2 separate regions of the Homo sapiens genome follow, and region 1 is linked to region 2. A link is a loop called in an ENCODE intact Hi-C map of the cell type or tissue named here. Cell type or tissue: heart right ventricle. All regions are shown on one strand.

What was found. A loop is a pair of places that touch in the nucleus more often than their neighbours do. Peaks named below come from ENCODE experiments on the same cell type or tissue, not always from the same donor. Only the 100,000 strongest peaks of a DNase experiment are listed, where the experiment ranks them.
Region 1: a loop joins it to region 2, with 2.5 times the contacts of the local background. A loop is called at or near these places in 3 of 110 quality-filtered maps.

Annotation. Positions count from the first base shown.
Region 1 is chr3:178,850,818-178,858,817 of GRCh38, forward strand. All of the region lies in intron 2 of KCNMB2-AS1 (KCNMB2 antisense RNA 1), which reads right to left. Among named protein-coding and RNA genes, the nearest start is that of KCNMB2-AS1, 5.6 kb to the right of the region's middle. In heart right ventricle, no CTCF peak of the experiment used is centred here; no DNase peak of the experiment used is centred here; H3K27ac peaks cover 608 bases.
Region 2 is chr3:178,450,212-178,458,211 of GRCh38, forward strand. LINC01014 (long intergenic non-protein coding RNA 1014) reads left to right here. Exons shown (of 3, transcript NR_046786.1): 2 at 6,403-6,563; 3 at 6,883-7,094. Among named protein-coding and RNA genes, the nearest start is that of LINC01014, 35 kb to the left of the region's middle. In heart right ventricle, no CTCF peak of the experiment used is centred here; a DNase peak (open chromatin) is centred at 4,780; H3K27ac peaks cover 3,257 bases.

The sequences.
Region 1 (8,000 bases), 400 kb after region 2:
AGTAGAAAGATGTTCATAGCATGTTTCACAATAAAAGATTCTTAAGGCAAGTTTCATCTCTCCTAATAGTTTTTCCTAGGACCGGCCCCAGCCTTAGCTCTGCCAAATGGAATCTCATAACTAAGATCAGTTCTGGGAAGATTTAAAAGCATCCAAATCAGAGGAATGTGGATGAGGTGTCAAGAGACTAATGTGGGTTTTTATCACTTGCTCCCAGTTCCTTTCAGGGAGCAACCTCTGAGGAGGATTCCCATCCACTCCCCCAAATGGTGAAAGAAGGGATTTGGTCCCAGTGTTGAATCTCACCTAGCATGTCTGAAATCCCAGAAACTGCCTGTTAACATAGAGGCATGAGGCTGAGCAAGGAAGTGTCTGAGTTTAGAAAATTCAGAGTCACCCAAAAAGAAAACAAGAGGTACGGAGAGAGATGCAGATAAGCAGTAGAGAATGAATATATACATTAGAACCAGGGTTGTTAGCAACAGGGCTACATGCAAAAGTGCCAGAAACGGAACCCAAGTTCCTCTGTTTCTTTCCCCAGAAAAGAGTCAAGAAACGGGGCTCTGATTAAACACACACTCTACGTATATTCACACTTTTATGCGAGGATTTTCCAGCATTTATTTTAACTTCAGATTAAGGACCTAAACATGAGCTATCAATTCAGAAAGTGAAAATATTATTTATCCTTTACTTTCTCCAATTGCTAGCAAATCGGAAAAAGTACGACTATTACCTGATATATGGCTTAATGTTATTATACCGGAAACATTTTTATTCTCCTAAAAAGAAAAGATGACTGTAGATGACCAACATTTTCTTCATATGGTGAAACACTTTCTGCTCTCACAAAAATAATCTGAATACTCAGAAAGTCTGATGTGGTGGGAAAAGGGCCATAGTGTTTCAGAAGTCTGCACATACACACACACACACACACACACACACACATACACACACCTTCTGGAAGAAATGGCTTATTCAAGTTTTTCACCAGGCAGGCCACATCCACAGCCTAAATGAGTTGCAGCTGCTCTGTTCTAGACACATTGAAGAGGGTGAAAGTAGGGGACAGAAGTTTCAGAAACTGTCCCTTCTTATAAGTAAGTCATGATTGATTACTATCATAATTAAAATATAGAATAAGAAAACTCTGATGTTCAAAGAAAAGGATCAGGATAGTGATGTTTTTCTGCCTAAAAGGAAATCACTAATGATCCAGACATCAGTATAATTGACTGGAAATTAAATAAAACAGCAACAAGCTGAAAAACACATCAGGGAGTGTCATACCATAATCGGGGATCATTTTTCCCACCACCACTTAACATAAGCTTCAAGAGGTGGGAAAGCGAATTGCCAGGCCCCTTTCTGCATTCTGTGGGTTCCAGCAGCTCCTTTAATCTGTTCAGCTGAGTTCTGGCATTGACTGCCACAGGGTTGGAACGAGGACCTGACTCACTTATATGTATTTGACATTGTCAGGATTTTTTCCCCAAATAAATAAAATATGCCACAAATCATGTATTTTTTTAATGTCACAGTTTGTCACATAATAAGGCCTCTTCTGTAACATTTTTTCAAATGTCAGTGTCATTTCCTGGGCAAATAACAGAGGGAAGTAGGTTTTCTAACATCTTGGCCAAAACTGGTTGAGTTCCAAGGTGGCTCTGTGTCAGGGTCCTTTCCTGACGTGACTTATGGTACTATTTGGAGAGTGCTTTCCTCAGATCATAAAAGGTGGACAAGAAAAACCTCGGAAAGATTTGCTGTAGGCATTCAGGATGTCCACTGAATAAATGTGAATTATTACAGCCTAAAACTTAATTCTATAGAGTAAGGTTGGATGCTTAGCACATGGTCAAAAATAATGAAAAGGGAGACAACCATGGTGACAGGTGATGTAGAAATAAATGGACCGAGAAAAATGCACCAGTATTAGCTGAGCCTCTGAGAATTCACCTGCAAGGAAAGCACTCCCTTGAAAAATGGGATTATCATCTATGCCTAGGTCCAATCATTGAGTTAAATATATGTCCAGTTATCAGTAAATAAGCATAAATTACAGAAAAGAACATTACACATCATGTTATGGCATATGCCAGGTTTCTACAATACAATACAGATTATATATATAAAACATAAAGAAAAATACAATACCTTCTCTTACAAAGAAACTTTCCTAGAGAATACCTAAATCACTCAACACAGGCATGCAAACATATTTTGAGATGTCACCAGTGTGGTGGGATGGGAAGGACACTGGACTTGGAGCCAGTAGATCTAGCCTTTATCTCAGCTCTTTCCCATCTCCAGCTAAGGAAGTAAGTTTTCTAACCTCTCTCAAGTCTCAGCTTTCTCCTTTACAAGATGATGATGAAAATAATATCTTTCATCCTCATCTTAGATGATTATTATGAAAATTAAATGAGATAATATGCTTGAAAATATATACTGTCCACAGCAGCTTTTTTGCCTTTTGGAGTTTTCAAGGAACTCCATTCATGCCCAGGGCTTTAATACCTTCAAATATCAACTGACATCCCCAAATTTGTACATTCAGTTGTTGCCTCCTTAGTAAATCTCAGAGCTCTATTTTCATCTGCCTCTGGATATCTCTACCTGGATAGCCTTCAGGCACTTAAAACTTAGTATGTCCACTTGAAATAGTCCTTTTTCTAAACACAGACTCTCTCACATACCACAATCCCTGCCCCCAACATATTCCCACTACAGTTAAAGTCACTACCCTCCACCCAAATCCTCAGATTCACCCTACATATCTCAATTTCCTTCAGGTATGCACCTAACCACACCCAGTCACCATGTGCAAAGTAGCTTCACTGTAAATTGGTTATCAAATTGTCTGAATCCAGTGATACAGAACACTCACATATAAGAAGTTACTTACAACGAGGCAGCAAGGGACAAAAGAAGGCTAAGATTCATTGTAAGCTGGCCCTCCAAGGCTCAGGGCAAATGGAGTCATGACCGCATGTCCCCACTTGTGCCAAAGCTGAGGGACCCCAGAAAGCAGCCCACCCTAGATTTTATACCTTGGGGTTATGTGATTTGCTAGGCTGAAGCATTGGAAGACCTCCAGTTTCTAGGGGAGACTAGAACAGAGACTGAGCTGTTCCAGCCAGTCCCTCCTTATCCCAGGATGTTGCGTTCTCAGCACATTCTATAGTTATTCTTGAGAACTACAAGTGAGAAAGATGGAGAACTGAGTCAGTCGAAGGCCATCCACAAAACTGCCCTGCACCATGTAGCATTGATCCTATGTCCTAAGTGCCTGTCAGGTCAGCCCCTTCTTTTCTATATACACTGTTGTTCTCCTAGTTGCTGTAGCCTCAAACCAGTCATCCTACCTGCAATCTCTCCACTGCCCTTTACTCCAATTCATCCTCTACATTGTCACCAGAATGAACTTTTGTAAATATATATCTGATCATATCAAACCCTGAGCAAAACCATGCAGTGACTTCCCATTGCCTTTGCGATAAGGCTCAAATGCCTTAGTTTGATCTACATGAACTTCATGCATTCATCCCACGTTGCCTGTTTGATCTCATCTCCCCACCCCTTCCCCACACCCCCACTCCCCAGACCGCTCTGTTCTAGTCACACTGAACTATTTTCTTCAAACCCAGAGGACTTTCTCAGTCTCTTTGTCTATCCTGCCCCCAGTGTAGGTAAAGGGATTGGGGAGAGCATACACTCAGGAGTCCAAAGGCTGGGTTCAAATCTACCCTGGGTGTGTCACTTGTTTTGGTTTGGGTTCACTCACAACTTTGGATTCACCCAGAAGCAGACTGAGACAAGGATTCAAGGGCCAGCAGTTTATTTGAGAGGTTCGGAAAATACCAGCAGGAGAGTAGGGAAAGGAGAAAGAGAAAAAACTTCGCCTTAGTTAACGGAACATTATCAAGCCCGCTGCCTCTATGACAGCTGACATTTTATCCCACAGGGAAACTGTGCAATAACGAAGAACTTTTGCCTCAGAGCTATCCCACCTAAGAATTAGCCACCTGAGAGGTAAGATTCCTCAGTTACTAATACACCAGTTCCTATCAGCCATTGGTTGAGGGTGAAACTGGGGGGTGGAGGTGGGGGATTGGAATATGGGGCTCTGCCATATTAGCAAACCTCTCTGTGTCTCAGTTTTCCCACTCCAAAAGCTAGGATAACACTAGTACCTATCTTTTAGGGTTGTTGTGAGGAGTATATGAGCTAATACATGTAAAGTACTAACAATAGTGCCAAGAACTTAGTAATCACTACATATATTCTAATTGTTGTTGTTAGTATTAATCTCTTACTATGACCTCTTCTGTCACACTAAACATCTGCTGGCAGGAAAATACTCTCCTAGCTCCAAAAGCATGTTCCTATCCTGGCATTCCCCAACCTTACTTTTGATTATATTCTTGGGTGTCTTTCTTTTCTACTAGCTAGTGTCCTGAGAGAAAACTTTGTCAAATTCTATGCCTAGCATAAAGTAGACACTCACTAAGTGTTTGTAGAATTGAGTTGAACTAAGTTGTCTTTCAATAAGACTTGTTTTCCTTTTGTGCCAAATAAAGAAAGAAAGAAGGAAAGAGTTATAGCCAGAAAAAGAAATAAAGAAAACAGAAAGGGAGTATTCAGTCAACATGCATTAATAGCAGGGGCTCAGTTAATATTTGTTGAATGAATTTAAATGTGAATATAAATTGAGCACCTACTATGTATCAGGCATTATGCTAGGCACTTAGACTACAACAATGATTATGTCAAGGTCCCTGCTATGAGAAGATGAGAGAGGATACACAGATTAACAAATGAAAGGAATAGGCATCATTGAGTTAAAGACAAGTTGGGAAAAGACAAGGACAGCCAAGGATAGTCATTGGTTTGGGTCAATGCTCATGAGCTACTATGAAAGTGTTATACAGTCATGACCAAAACTCGACTGGACTCTGAAGCTTCAGGAACTTTCCTGGCATCCTGTGGCACAGGCTTCCTTCTCAGGTACTGAGTATTTCTAATTCCGTGGTCAGCTCAGCACATCAGAAAATGTCACCAGTTCAAGTCCAGACATGAGCTCGCCCCTTTGTTGACTTTCACTTAAATCGCATGGCCATAAATTCAGTCTGTTCACATTATACAAAGGAAAAAAAATATCTTGGAAAGATGTGTTTTCTCAAAACTCTTCATGCACTGATATGGAATATTTGCAAGAGATTTATTAAGTAAAAGAAGCAAGGGAGAAGCCAGTATGTAACACCAGCTTCAAGTACATGGGATGACTGTGGATGCCACTCAGCCTCTTTCCCTAGCCATTCCCCATCACCCAATGGGCTCATAAAATGTGGTCACTGAGGCAGAGATTAAAGATATGCATAGGTTCAGTAATATAAATTCCAAGGCTGATCCAGCTACAGCCACCAATGAATGTCCAATCTTCCAGCATCAGAGAACAACACTGAGTCTCTGACATGACACTATTCTGTAGGGTGATCAATTTGGTTGCAGGTTGATTAGTCTGGACCACTACCATCATCAACAGGGGCAGAAATTTGTTCTTACTGGAATAAAAACTTACTCTGGATAGGAATTTGCCTTTGCTGCATGAAATAATACTGCTGAAAATGCCGTCTTTCAACTTACAAAATGTCTTATCCCTAGTATTCTACCCTCCAGCATTGCTTCTGATTAAAGAACTCACTTTACAGCAAATGAAGTGCAGCAATAGACCCAGGCTCGTGGAATTCACTAGTCTTATGTTCCCCACCATTCTGAAGCAGCTGGTTTGACAGAACGGTGGAATGGCCTTCTGAAGACTCAGTTACCACACCAGCTAGTTGGCAAAGCCTTATAGTGCTGGGTCAATGTTCTCTAGAAAGCTGATTATGTTCTGAATTTTCATCCAATATGTGGTGCTGTTTCTCTGATAGCCAGAATTCAAAAGTCCAGGAATTAAAGGGTAGAAATAGGAGTGGCATCACTCAAAATTAGCCCTAATCATCCACTGACAAAAATTTTGCTTCTCATCTCATGATTTCCCATCCGCAGCAGACCTTTGCCCTGCTGGTCCAAAGGTCTTAGTCTCAAAGAGAGTAAATGCTTCACTACACTGTATGATTTCACTACACTGTAAGTTAAGACTGGCACTCAGCCACTTACTACTCATGGCCCTGAATCAACAGGCAAAGAGGGATTTACTGTGCTGGCTGGGGAGACTGATGTTAATTACCAAGGGAAAAAAAAAACAGGTTGCTATTACAAAATGAGTGTACAGAACAGTATGTGTTGGAATACAGGAGATCCATTATGGCCGCAATCTCCAACTTTTTGGCACCAGGGACCAGTTTCATAGAAGACAATTTTTCCATGAACTGGTGGAAGGGGGAGGCAGTTTCAGGATACTACTGTTCCACCTCGGATCATCGGACATTAGTTAGATTCTCATAAGGAGTGTGCAACCCAGATCCCTCGCATGTGCAGTTCACAATAGGGTTTGCGCACCTATGAGAATCTACTGCCACCGCTGATCTGACTGGAGGCGGAGCTCAGGCTGTAATGCTCCTCACCCGCCACTCACCTCCTGCTGTGCAGCCCAGTTTGGTCCATGACCTGTGGATTGGGGACCCCTGCCTTATGGCATCTTTTAGTACAGCCATGCCTATTGCCTTGAATCGGTGAAAAACTACAACAACCCAGTTCAGGCAGGATAATGGCCCAGATCCTTCAGGAATGAGATTTGGGTCACCCCACCAGGCAAAGAGCCAAGATAAACTTAGGTGCTTGCTGAGGCCAAAATGAAAATGGAATATGTAATGTGTAGTGGAAGAAGGTAGCAACAAATACCAGTTATGATCATATGGCCGGTTGTAGAAATGAGAATTGTGATAGTTATTGGTACTGTTTTCTCATTTTGTTATGAATACATTTGCATATATTTTAACCAAATATATTTGTTTTCTTCCCACTCTTATTCTCTTATCATCTAACATAATATAGATGTTACAGTTTTAATTACAGTTCACTTTACATCAGTTAACTTTACATCAGTATACTTACAGTTTAATTACAGTTGACTTTACATCAGTATACTTAAGTTGCAAGATATTAAGAATAAGAGTGAATGTCACCCAAGGATTTGTGAAATAATTAGTATTCTGGGAAATAATTAGCATATTTGTATTCTACACAGGATACTTGTAACATGTTAAGTGGAAGTATGACTTTGTTACTGTCTTTATTTGGAGATTACGTATCGTTTAAAGAGGTATGTATGAGTGCCAAATTGACAAGCAGTGGACTTGTGATGATCAGTTTTATGTGTCAACTTGACCAGGATATGGTCCCAGTTATTCAATCAAATACTAAATCTAAGTGTCATGTGAAAGTATTTTGTAGACATGATTAGCATCTATGATCAATTGACTCTAAATAAAGAAGATTATACTAGATAATCTGAGTGGGCTCATTTCTATCAGTTGAATTCTGCCTGTGGCCTGAGAGTTCCAGTTTGCCCTTCCTGATAGACTGCCCTAAGGTATACAGATACATATAGGTATACATTTGCCTACACATGACTATCTCTGCAAAATGCACAAGGAACTTATATTGTTGATTGCCTTCTAGGAGGGTACTTAGTGGCTGGAAGTTGGGGGATGCAAAGCTACTTGTCACATATATCCTTTAGTAGCATTCAGTTTTGAACTATTGACTATATTACCTATTCAAAGAGTTTTAATTCCTTTATTTTTAAGAAATGTAATTCTCCAAAAGAATTGGATTCTAATTCTCACCTATTTTCTCTTCCATTTTTCATATACTCTTACATATGAAAAGTTCTTATCTATGTCCACCTAGGTAGATTGCTCCAAGAAAAGTCACTTGAACCATACAGTTTTCAAAATGTGGACTCCTTCAAGCTATACATGCCTTGAAAAGTTCAATGATCAACATAATTTTAAAAGACTTTGAAATTGTTCCAAATAATCTATCTT
Region 2 (8,000 bases):
CTCTGGTACAGATGTAAAAGACAGTAAGGAGTTCTGAAAGGATCAATAGGACTATAAAAAATAGATTCTCAAGTTTTACCATCTCTGTCTTATGAAGTTAGCCCTTTATTTATTTATTTATTTAGCTATGAGTGAGTACAATGCTGATTGCACCTGAAGAACATTTTATATTCTGTTTCAGAAACTTGTTAATACCTTGCTTATTAATTAGAAAATAGTGTGGGTGCCTTGTATTCGGGCTAGGAAAGAGACTCCCATTGCCCCGAGTCTCCACTAAAACAGAGCACAGAGCCAACCACCTTTAACATCCAAAAATGAGCCTCTTAGACATATCAAAGTAAGTCTAGCTGAGAGCTGTGTAGCAGACAGCCACAGGGCCCCATCATGATTAATGGTGTCAGTATGAAGTCCCATGTCTGTCATCTGGGTGCAATGTTTGTGATGATGGCATATTCCGCCTTTCAATTCTCACTTTCCTCTTAAGGAAGACTGCTCATTTTTATCCTCTGAGCATGTTCCTAACAAGACGGATGTACCATCACACGTTTAAGGAGGAAGAAAAAAGGGCAACTGCAGGAGTTCAAGTAAAAAATGAAAGCTGAATCATTCTCAGTAATATCCCAAATTTATATCCCTTAGTATCACAAACTGAATTACCTCTATAAACATTAGTTTAGAAAAACAACTTTTCACTTACAGCTGCATGGTAAAGAACCACATCACCTCCATACAGGAAGGATCTTATTTTCAATCTAATGTGCCAATGGCAGTTTCCAATAAGAAGAAGCAATTTGCCAGCCTTGCCAATTACAATTTGTCCTTGGCTGAAGATGACAGCAAAGTCTGTGCCTCTGGTTCATTGAAAACATCAGAAAGATATCCCTAATACTCAGTCTGTTTCTCTGTGAAGTTAAGCATTAAGGAGGTGATTAAAATTCAGCTTAATTTTGGTACCAAATCAAAGGAAAGACATTGCTATCTGATGGTAGGAGAGGGTTTCAAAACTATCCAAAGCAGCAATGACATGTATTTACATTCCAAGCCCTGTGGATGACATTGAAGCTTGGTGCCTCCAGTTTCACCCTCGCCAGGAAGTGGCTGTTCTGTATCCCATGGATATAGGGCTAAAGGAGGTATCGACACTTACTGCACACAGATTGATTTAAACATGCAGCTCTTGCCTCACTTAATACCTCTTTTATTAAAAGATGACCCTTGGCCATGAAAGAAAGGTCTGGGAAGAAATGGCTCTTATTGTGACACTGGTTTTCTGTGTAATGATCAGAAAATTATTTTCCCTCATTTTGCCCAAGCTATAATGTTAAGACACATCAGAGAGTTGATTTGTGAGGTTGCTATGATGACAGAATCACATGAAAAAGCAGATTGGAGATATCTGCTGTGTTAATAGGCTTTTAAAGATAAGTAAACCGATGACACCCAAACAATTATCCAAGAAAACACTTTTGAAGTTGGTCTGCCACTATTACATCAATGCAACACTGGATTATTAGTGTGAGGAAGTGGGAGACTTTGCTTGCTAATTAAAGGTAATACTTATGTCCTGACAATGATTTGATGCACAGGAAATTAAGCCTAAATTATCTCCTCTGGTTCAAGCATCAAATAAATGTTTTAGGGAGAGACATGATCTGGTGATTTATTTATTAATTCAATAACCCTTCATTGAATGTCAACTCCATGCCTGATTGGCTTCACTAGAGGCACAAAGGTGAGTAAAACTGGGCTCCTGCCTCAAAGGACTTGCAGAAGACTGAAGGGGGCACACCTGCTCCTCAGCCCTGGCCACTACACTTGCCCTCACTTGGAGGCTCACACTCTTCATGAGCTGCCTGCCCACTTTCCATGCTGATCTCTGTGGGAACACACTCTACTCCATTTTTACCTAATTAACTCCTACTTATCATTCAGATTTTAGCTCTGTGCCTGGCACATGGTATTTGCTCAATAATTATTATTGAATGAATGACTAAATGAACAAAACATCATAATACAATACAAGAAGTTCTCAGATACAGGAGGAAGCAAACAGCTCTTGGGCGCTGGGACCATGTTAAGGATATCAAGGAAGGCTTCACAAAGGGCATTTGAGCTCGTGGTATTTGAGATAGATTTTGAATGGAATTGAAGGGTAAATAAGGGCAACATGAAGAGAGGGTTACAAAGTGGTGAGAAAAAAGGAAAACTTATACTAAACAAAGGGAACATCATCTGCAAAGGCATGAAGGTATAAATGAGAATGAAGTGTTGGACAAACAGCAAGTTTAGGGTGACTAAAACATAGAGCACATTGAGAACAGTTTAAACTGGAAAGTATGTATGAACTCTATGTTGAAGGCCTTAGATGCCATAGTTAAAAGTACTGATTTTTTTCCTAAGGTGATGGGAAGTCTTTGAAGGCTTATACATAGGTGTATCTATTGAGATTCAGAGGCAAAGTAAGTGAAAAACAGTAACCACTCTAGCTTAAGGAGAAAAAGAAGAATTTATTAAAGAATATTAAGTAGTTCAGAGACACTCTGGCAGAGACTGTGAGTCCAGACTTAGAGACTCCAGCAAAGACCACTGAGCACATACTCTAGCGGTCACATCAAGACCCTGGGCACTAGGCAGCAAAACCTCCCCCAGTACTCTAAGAAAGCCATTCCTGTCACCCTCAACAGAAATGAATTCCACACAGCACCTCCTTCCTCCCATTGCTTTTTGTCTAATCATAGTCATGCTTATATTCTTCTGATTGGCCCAGGTCGTATGCCAGCACCATAGCTGCAAGGGAGACTGGAAAGTGAATTTCTAGCTTCTATCTAGGAAACCCTGATGTGAGAAATTCCAAGCACAGAAAAGGTATTTCAAAGAAGCTAAAAGGCTACAAATCATAGAAACTATCCACTGCCACATGGAAGATGCATAATCAAGTTGACATCATAAAAAGATTCATTTGGTAGCATTATTGAAAATGGATTGGAGAAGAGGAGAGTTGGGAGACAAGGGGATCAATTTAGAAGGTTAGAGCAGGCAAAAGACGAAAAGAACATAGACTTTAGTGCTGACTGTGGACACAGAAGAGTGAACACAGAACAAGGATATAAGATCTAGGAAGCAAGAACCTGGTCTGTCTTTTCACTTCTGGAACAACAGCACATAGCAGGTGTTCAATAATTTTTGCTTTTATTGTTAAAGAGTAATTTACATACAATAAAATTCACCTTGTTTGTGAATTTTGAAAATTGTATATCATAATGTAACCACTACCACCATCAAGATATAGAACAGTTCCATCACCCCCTAAATTTCTTCATGTTGCCCTTTCATAGTCAATCTCACAACTCCAGCCCCTGGCAACCACATACACACAGTATGTAACCTTTCGAGTCTGGCTTCTTTCATTTATCATAGTGTGTTTGAAGTTCATCCTTATTGTGGTTGTATCAGTACTGTGGTACATTTCTGTTTTTTCCTTAGTAATATTCCGTGGTACAAATATACCAGCATTTATCCAGGCCCCAGTGGAAAGATATTAGAGTTGTTTCTAGTTTGATGGAAAATAAATCATCCATATGTTTGTTCCAAAATAATTTTTATTTCATTTGGGCAAATACCTAAGAATAGAAGCACTGGGTCATATTATCAGCATATGATTAACTTAATAAGTCAATTATCAGCATATGATTAACTTAATAAGTTAATAAGTTACTGGAAACTGTTTTCCAAAAGCAATGTATTAGAGTTTAAGTTACTCTGCATCCTTTCATGTACTTGAGATTGTCATTTTTTAAAGTTATTCCAATAGGTATCCAGTAGTACCTCATTATGGTTTTAGTTTGCATAATAGGTATCCAGCAGTACCTCATTATGGTTTTAGTTTGCATAATAGGTATCCAGCAGTACCTCATTATGGTTTTAGTCTGCATTTCCCTGAAGACTAGTCATGTTAAACATCTTTTCATATTCTTATTTATATTTGATTGATCTTTTTTGATAAGATGTTCAAATATCTTGCCGTAACTGTTAAATAAATATTTGATGAATTTATAAGCAAACTTACACTAAAGATATTTAGAAAAATAAAGTTACCTCCACCTGAAATAATTGGACATTGCTAGGGAAAGGGAAAGGATGGAGTCGAGGAGCACACCACACTTTTAAGTGAATATTGATTAAGAGAGTTTAGCCAAAGGATTTAGAAAGCATAACCAAAGATGGCTGTTCCTGAGCCTAATTAATTATTACAATTCAATAGTTTGCACCCAAACCTAAAATGCATAGAACTGGATAGCTTACTAATGCTTCCTAGAAATTTTCTGCATTTGTAAAAACAGATAAACTTCAATTAGTTTTTACCTCCTTCTTCTAAAATAAATAAGTCTTGATAGCCAATCCCATATCATTCACCAGGAAATGCTAGCAGTGGCTCAGTGTTTGCTCTACCAAAGAGTACTAAATAAAATATTCAATCACGAGAAAGAGAAATGTAAAACTGCAAGCTGTAGGCCCCAGAAGCTAATTAAATGGTTGGTCCTTTGTAATCACCTTCTCTACAGTGAAGGAAGCTGAATAGCAAGGTCAAGAGATTAGACTTTGCTGCCTTCTGAGTCATTGAAGAACCACAGGATCTTGGACAGTAGGGAATAGCTAATAGCTGACGGAAGAAGAGTTGCTTTCTTTGCCTAGGACTTCCAGATTATAAAAATAACACTGTAGGTTGCATCTGAGCCAGGCCAGCACTCCACTGGGTCTCTTGCTGCAGCTGGGAATGACGATTGCTGCATGGCCAGAGCAGCTGACAGTCGAGGGAAGCTGGAGCCAAAGAGTAGACATGGGCCCGCCAGCATATTTGGAAGCTTCATGAAAGATGAACTAATCTTGTTCTCCATTTAAACAGTTATAGTAGAACAGTAGACATCAAGACAAATTGAAAGAAGAAAATAAAATATGGAATACATATCATAGTGTTACTGTGAAGTAAAAACATTAGCTGAAAAAAAGTGCACTGTCCCTTGAATCAGCCCAAGCAATATTATGAAAAGGCCAGGCTAGGGGGTGTGAATTTTCTCCATCCTCTATTGAATCTTCCACTGGAGTAAAACAACAGTGTGGAGACCTCAAAGATCACTGATTTCAGCCCTCACTTCCTCAATAATATGTGTGATAGAAGGGTATAAGAGAGTTTATGACTCCCCCATGCACAGGAAATTATTTGGTAGCATTACAAGTTAGAACTTGGATCTGGTGATTTGCCACTCAGTCACTCTGCCAAAAATGTCAGCGAGAAAGAATGCAGCCCCAGTATGGGGTCTGTAACTACACACTTCCAAAATTTTGTATAGGGTTTTTGATAAAGCCTTTGCTTTATCCTACCCCTTTCTCTGCTCTTAAAAAATAAATAAGTTACCAGAGAACTTACCATTTAATAATTTTTAAACACATGTTATACTTAATATAAAAAAACACTCTATTTAATGTAAAGCTAAGAGGGATGAAAGAGAAGAAACAAAATTAATAGAAGAGAATTTCCATAGCATGGTCTTGTGGGAATGGCTGTATCTGGAGTTAGGTGTTAGTCCATGAACTCGGGAAATACTCCTGGGGTTCTGTTTGTTACTAAAATGAACATGTTAATGCTTTCCTATTAGGGATGTTGTTGGCTTCTCCAGATCTCCAGGATTGTGCACATTCTAGGTCACACTGTTGCAGGACTTTTCCTTAATTCAGTTAAAGATGGGGTGCTTTGTCCCACAGCCATGAAAATTCAGGCTCACAGACAATTTGAATGATGAGTGAGACAGGGTTTTATTGGGTGAAGAGGAAGAAAAGGGGGAAACAGGGACTCTTGCTAGGTCAGAGTCCCTTCTAGAGCACTTCACACCCACTGTTCAAATCCCAGGCTCCACACAGGAAGAGGAGGAGCCAGACTCCTCCCTACTACAAACATCGTAAACTTCATAAGGCTCCACCTCAGTGGGCAAGCTGGCTGGAGTTTCTCTGAGGACCCCCTCCCACCTGGCTGTCTCAGTACTGCCTGGTCATAAAATCAGAAGCCACAGAAGAGAAATCTCCCTCTTCCTGGAGGACCTATTTAGTTCTGCATTAAATAATTTTAATTATTAATTTTGTATTCAAATAAAAACACAGATAATAGAAAAGAATGCAAAATTTTAAGAAATTTAATGTAAATTACACGATTTTCAAAAAATTGAAGGTCGTGGCAAGTTCCTTTGCCTGTGCCTTCAAATATATTTTCTCTACTTCACAAACACAAATGAAAACAAAACTCACACTCCTGAGAAGTGGCAGTTATTCAGTGAAAAGAGTTTTAGAAAGGAAACATTTTGCTTGTCTTTAATACAGTTTCTTTCTTTCCTCTGTCAAATTGTTTCTAAGGTGGGAAACTACATGTGCGTGCTTGACACAACTTGAAAACAATACAAAACAACAAATCACAATTGCAAAATCATACAACACAAATGGAATCACAGTCCATAAGGGAGGCCATGAAAGAGAGAGTGCATGTGGTGGACATATTAAGCTGATATGCAGACCTGGTAAGTTTCCAAAATGTTCTGGGACTAAATCAGGGACAGGAATACACAGAGGGAAGCCCATACTTGGTCGAGGTTGGTTCACAGCAGAAATGACAGTGTAAAGATCAATAACAGTCCCTTGTTACTGAGAGGGCACCGTTTTCACATTCAGAAGGGCTTGTCCCTGGACTACATAACTGCCCAGTTATTTTTCTTCGGTAAATCAAAGCTATCAATTACAGCCTCCTAGAGCAGCTACTCCAGCTGCTGTAGGATAGACAGGGCTGAAAAGGAAAATCATTGACTGTGCATAGCTCTTTCTGGACTTGTCTCCTGCCAGGGATGGTGTCAGACAAGTGCTGAAGGCACTGTTTGTTTCCTGCCCCAATGCTGAGCTCAGACCACAACCGAATCCAGAGCCTGCCATTTATCACTTGACCACGTACATCTGAACCTGCAAGACCCTCGCACAGCCTTCACTGAGGTGTGAAAACTGACAGTTTCCTTCTCCTGCCACTGGTTCTGCAGTAATTAAAGCTTTTTTGCTATCGCACTCCTATTAGTCTCTTGGTTTTAAAGATGCTGCTAACACAGTTAAGTGTGTATTACCAAACTCTGAATTAAAGTGCTTTTACAAGCCACAAGAAAACCAGATTAAGCTAGCAATTTTTATAAGAAAATGTCTTAGTAAAAGGTTTTTACAATGGCTTTTTGAGCAGAAGTTTGAATTATTTACAGACAGTAATGATTTTCAGAAATCATTTGTTCAGATAGTAACTATTGATTGCTACTTTGAGCTAGGCACTGTTCTAACCTATACACTAACACTATTTGATAGTTGTGCACATGGATTAAACTTAAAAGAATTGTTTAAAAGTAAATGATTAATACATGCTTGTAAAAAATAAGTTAAAAAATACTCGAGGACAAAATGAAAAGCAAATGCCTTTCCCATGACCACCATTCCCATCCTACTATTAATAATTTGTTAATTCTCCAGTCATTTTTCTCTCTGTGTACAATGTGTGTGTGTGTGTGTGTATTTAAATATAAACTGTTTAATAGTGTTTTTGCTTTTGAAAAAATGTCATAATGCGATAAATACAGTTCTTTGACATAACTTTTTAATTCAGTAATGTATTGTGGACATTCCTCCATGAATCATACATATCTTTTTTATTCTTTTAACAGCTATATAATGTCATACAAAATTAACCTACCTTATTTCCCCTATCAATGAATATTAAGTTTTTTTCCAACTTTTCCCCATTACAACAAGTTAGTTATCCATGAGCACCCTTGTATTTATATCCTTGTGTATTTGGGATCGCAATTCCTCATACCCCTGTCAGTATTGGAGATTACCAATCCTATTAAATTTTTGCCAGTCTAAATCTTTTTTAAATGCATCAGTTAAGAAGTTTATTTTGTTTTTGATGTAAGAGATGGGGTCTCATT